2 separate regions of the Homo sapiens genome follow, and region 1 is linked to region 2. A link is an interaction called in ENCODE POLR2A ChIA-PET data of the cell type or tissue named here. Cell type or tissue: Panc1. All regions are shown on one strand. Each heading gives the region's core, and the rest is flanking DNA. Links, peaks and the distances in the headings are about the cores only. Region 1 overlaps EXOC6 (exocyst complex component 6). Region 2 overlaps EXOC6 (exocyst complex component 6).

Region 1 (2,818 bases), core at 193-2,692, 99 kb after region 2:
ATCCTCCCACCTCAGCCTCCTAAAGTGCTGGGATTACAGTCATGAGTCACCATGCCCAAGCTATGACTTCTCACATCCTTTCATACTCCTCCTAATCCACGGAGGAGTTAGGCAACTGCACTGCAACTGATGACTTACGTGTCTTTATTCCCATAAGATCTGTGAACTCCAAGTATCTGAGACAGGTCTCAGTCAATGTAGAAAGTTATTTTGCCAAGATTAAGGGCATGCCCATGACACAGTCTCAGAAGTCCTGAAAACATGTGCCCAAGTCGTCAGGCGTACAGTTTGCTTTTATACATTTTAGAGAGACATGAGACATCAATCAATACGTGTAAGATGTATATTGGTTCAGTCTGGTAAGGCAGGACAACTCAGAAGTGGGGGCTCCCAGATTAGAAGAAGGTAAGAGACAAAAGGTTGCATTCTTTTGAGTCCTTGATCAGCCTTCCACTGAATATACAATTTAGTCTGGCCCAGTGAATCTGCATTTTTATACAAATAAAAGGGCAGAGGAAGCAATCAGATATGGATTTGTCTCAGGTGAGCCTCAGAGGGATGACTTTGTGTTCTGTCTGTCCTTTGTCCATAAGGAATTTCCAGTGGGCAAATTGTGAGGGAGTATGTAGCTTCTTATCTTTGTACCTATCTTATTCAGGAGGAAAATAGGAGGCAGGTTTGCCTGACACAGTTCCCAGCTTGACTTTTTTCTTGGCTTAGTGATTTTGGGGTCCCAAGATTTATTTTCCTTTCACAGATTGTAGGATCCTTCAAAAGCTGAGATTGTGTCATTTCCAACTTTATAGTTCCAATACCTACCATGATGCCTCACACACACATTTATAAGTGGATAGTAGGACAGAAAGATGAATAGAGGAAAGCAGGTAGTTCTGGAGGTGGCCATTAGGAACACAATACTTATATGAACTAAGAGTTGCGGCCTAGCCTTAAAAACGAAGACAGTAGCAGTAACAAACGGCTGACCTCTACTTCCCTTTATTTCTCTATTTTACATAGCCCAGTAGGGGAATAAGCTGAATTTGGCTCTTGCTCATTCCATCAGTACCCAATTTTTAAGGTTTATTATCAGACAGGGACAAAACATTCAAACTTAGAGGACATCTTCATGGCTATTACAATGCACCTGACGGTGGCAAAGAGGTATTATTAAACATGACTATAAGGAAATAGGTTTCTCAACCCTGAAACTTAACATAATAAGCCAACATTTTATTTACTCAAAGTTTTTACGTAAATATACCTGGTCCATCAGAGATTAAGCTGAGTAGAATTTCATTGATTCTAAAAAAAAAGAAAAGCTATTCTCACAAGTCAAAAAACAGGCCAGGCGCAGTGGCTTACACCTGTAATCCCAGCACTTTAGGAAGCTGGGGTGGATGGATCACTTGAGGCCAGGAGCTTGAGACCAGCCTGCCCAACATGGTGAAACCCCACCTCTACCAAAAATACTGAAATTAGCCGGGCATGGTGGCGCATGCTTGTAATCCCAGCTACTTGGGAGGCTGAGGTTGCAGTGAACCAAGATTCAGCCACTGCACTCCAGCCTGGCCAACAGAGTGAGACTCTGTCTCAAATAATAATAATAATAATACTACAATTTTTTTAGCCAATAAAATCTGCTAACAGTTTTAACAATATAATTTGTAGTCTAAGCTAAATTTACATCATAAAAATAGCATATAGCGGGTGCAGTGGCTCACACCTGTAATCCTAGCACTTTGGGAGGCCGAGGCAGGCAGATCATTTGAGGCCAGAAGTTTGAAACCAGCCTGGCCAAAATAGTGAAACCCCACCTCTACTGTAAATACAAAAATTAGGCAGGCATGGTGGTGGCACCTATAATCCCAGCTACTCAGGAGGCTGAGGCAGGAGAATGACTTGAGCCCAGAAGGTGGAGGTTGTAATGAGCAGAGATCATACCACTGCACTCCAGCCTGGGAGATAGAGTGAGACTCCGCCAAAAAAAAAAAAAAAAAAAAAAAAAAAAAAAAAAAATATATATATATATATATATATATATATATATATACACATACATACACACACACACACACACATATATATACACATATATATACACACATATATATATACACATATATATACACATATATATACACATATATATACACATATATATACACACATATATATACACATATATACACATATATATATAATATAAAACATCTCATCATCTCATTCTATTCTGCTGAATATGGAGGTTTAGGCTCCTTCCTAAAAAAAAAATAATAAGTTTAAAAATGGGACAAAAGATGGATTCAGCTTACTATATTTAAAAAAAAAAAAAAAAAAAGGCCGGGTGTGGTGGCTCATGCCTGTAATCCCAACACTACACTAAGACAAGGGGATTGCTTGAACCTAGGAGTTCAAGGCTGCAGTGAGCTATGATCATGCCACTGCACTCTAGCTTGGGCAACAGAGTGAGACTTTATCCCTAAAAAAATTAAAAATTAAAATAAATAAAAAGAAAAAAAGTCATATACCTGCTTCCTTTTGTTTGAACAGAATGCATCCAACTTAAAGTATATTAAATCCAGGTAAAGAAAATACTAGTTAATTTCCTCGGAATTTATCTGATGCCCAAGTAATATTTAGCCCTAACAAAGAGACCAGAAACAGCGTTTCCAAAATACAGGAGGAAAGGCAAGAATGGTGAAGATCCAGCTCTTTTGATGTTTTTCTTACCTTATCAGCACAATGAGATTGTGAGCAAAGCAAAAACAACCTGCTAAGTGACAAACAAAAAACAATGGAAAACTAGAGGTAAAAAATC
Region 2 (2,818 bases), core at 177-2,676:
AACTTTACTGATGGCCTAAATTGTTTTCTTAAAAATGGCCTTTTTAAATGTTTAGCCTCTGCATTACACAGCTGACTCACAAAACTACATCACTTTTAGTGTAAATTAATTTTTTTTTTTTTTGAGACAGAGTCTCACTCTGTGGCCAGGGCTGGCGCAATCTCGGCTCACTGCAAGCTCTGCCTCCTGGGTTCACACCATTCTCCTGCCTCAGCCTCCCAAGTAGCTGGGACTACAGGTGCCCACCACCACGCCTGGCTAATTTTTTGTGTTTTCAGTAGAGACAGAGTTTCACCATGTTAGCCAGGATGGTCTCGATCTGACCTTGTGATCCGCCCGCCTTGGCCTCCCAAAGATAAATTATTTTTTTAAACAGGTTTTGCATTTCAACTAGAGGTTTAAAATATTATAAAAACTCTTTTAGGTAAAGTTCTCCTGCATAATACTGCTCCTAGGATGGCTACCTTCAACTGACAATCATGTGATTTCATGATGGAATGACTACTATGATAGGATTCAAAGATCTATGAATATCATCAGAAATAATTACTTTTGGAAGACATGCCATGTTTTGCCTCGTTTGCATTAACAAATATTTACCCAGTCATATTTGATAATTATATTTTTCCTACTTATCTCAAAGGCCAGAAAGCTACAAAATCGTGACCAAAATCTCCCAAACAGAAATGTTACAATATATTAGTACAAAAACATATTACATAGGGTTGATTTGTGAAAAAGGTAATAAAGAACATAAATACATTTTCAAGATGCTTATTACAACATTTGTTAAATCACACATTAAAAGTCAGACTAGAAACAAACAACTTTTTGAATGAGTTTTTTGCATTTAGACACTATGCACAGTGAAAAACTGCATATGTGAAACGGAATGTCAATTTCTCAATCGAAAACTTAAGAGATAAAAGCCGATGCAAACAATATATTTGACAGATACTGATGAACTGCCAAAAAGGAATGTAACAAACAATGCAAAACCCAGCATGATCCAAGATCCCCCAAACTCAAGAGGAATTAGTCTGGGAGACATGCAGCTCCATTCCCCAAGCAGAATAATATCAATATGAATGAGAAGTGGGGAAGCAGAGAAAGGAGAAATCAATGGCATGTCATTTAATTACAATGTAATAGGCTTCAGAATACTTAATGGAAATGTCATTTTGACCTAATGGAACAACTAGTGCATTTTAGTTTAATGTGCTTCTCCATCAAATCAGCTCCATGTCCTATGCATGCTGCCACTATCATGTACTAACTACAAAAGCTGATTAATAAATTGCCAGAAAATTACTATTAAATTAATTTCATAAGCAAACACACTGTACAATATAAGTGGTATTGTTTTATGTAAACTTTTAAAATTTAACATGGGTTCAGACGCTACAAATGATTACATAGCAATAGCACTGGAGCTGAAAACGATGGTAAGAGTAGACACAGGCTATTCCAGAAACCTGGTGGAAATAAGTAATGAAAACACACATGCACACATACATACACACACACAAATTTAGCTCTTTATTTAAATATCATGCGTAATACTAAAATCCTAACATTGAATTTCTTTTGATTAGGCATACTAAATCCAGGCTTATTGTTCTCAAAGATAGAAGATTAAAATATTTATAAAATATTTTATAAATCTTCAGATGAAATAAATAGCTCAAAATTTAAGTTCACAATATCAAAAGTTCAGATTCTTTAAAATTTTTAAAAGTTATATTCCATAAGATTATACAATATTTTTTAAATGTCTACTTTGTAACTATAAAATGTATACAACTATTCTTAAACTTCATGTACTACATATTTTTAGATAGAAATGTTAACACTCCAAAAATTTACACACCCGAAAATATATTTGAAAATTTATTTTTAATGTCTATAGCCATTGGCACACTCTGGTATAATCTTCTGAACACTATTATTATTATTATTATTATTGATGCCTTTAATAATATATCATTTTCTAGAATAAAAATAGTCTGAGTACTTTTACAACGATCTTTTAAAAACTAGCCCTTTTCATTAGAGACGCTCTAGTTTTTAACATTAACAAAAAAAGCCAAAATAATTAAGTGAAGTGACTGAGAAAACACAGCACATTTAATAAATTTCAAGCACCTCAAAATTTCTCTTGCCCTCATCTGAAAAATTAATTGCAACTATTACCAACATTTTCCCTCTCTCTACAAAGTTCAATAAATAAGTAAAAACACCTGCTAAGCTTTTAAAGTTAACTACTTTTTTACCCTGCTCTAACATTTGGCTGAAAACAACTTGCAAAGAGAGAAAACCCTTAGACAAACTTCTTATATTTCAAAGGACTTGTAAAAGAGAATCTGCTGACATATTAGATCCTTTTTGCATTACCGAAAAGCTTTTCTTCTAAGAACAATTGTGGTAAAGAGACATTTGGCTCCTAGGAAATTCCCAAAGGGTCAACCATATGCATCCTTCCATGGCACCTTCACAGTGCTGCTTTCTAGATTCATGTCTCAAAAACAGCTTTCATCATTTACTTGTGTGTCAGTCAATATGATTTATGGACTGCATTCAACAAAGTCAAAGCATATAGAATGAGAAATATGACTACAATCTGCTAATTTGTTTTGTATTGAGCCACTTAAGAGTCAAAGACCTGATGTCAGACTGAGACCAGTAACACAATTAACCAGCCGGTGACAGATTCATCCATCCTCCCTGCCAGGCTGTGCCAATCAAAGACAGCATGAGGCGACATTTGGTGAAATCAGTAAGAAAACTCATTCTCTAAGTAACCTATGTGAGACCTTGA

Evidence for each region. Peaks named below come from ENCODE experiments on the same cell type or tissue, not always from the same donor. Only the 100,000 strongest peaks of a DNase experiment are listed, where the experiment ranks them.
Region 1: POLR2A ChIA-PET joins it to region 2 with 10 read pairs; 3 of 35 experiments call an interaction of 5 or more read pairs at or near these places.

The regions. Positions count from the first base shown.
Region 1 is chr10:92,895,380-92,898,197 of GRCh38, reverse strand. All of the region lies in intron 4 of EXOC6 (exocyst complex component 6), which reads right to left. Among named protein-coding and RNA genes, the nearest start is that of EXOC6, 48 kb to the right of the region's middle. In Panc1, for the core only: no CTCF peak of the experiment used is centred there; no DNase peak of the experiment used is centred there; H3K27ac peaks cover 1,158 bases.
Region 2 is chr10:92,993,912-92,996,729 of GRCh38, reverse strand. The region is part of intron 18 of EXOC6 (exocyst complex component 6); the gene reads right to left. Among named protein-coding and RNA genes, the nearest start is that of CYP26C1, 65 kb to the left of the region's middle. In Panc1, for the core only: no CTCF peak of the experiment used is centred there; no DNase peak of the experiment used is centred there.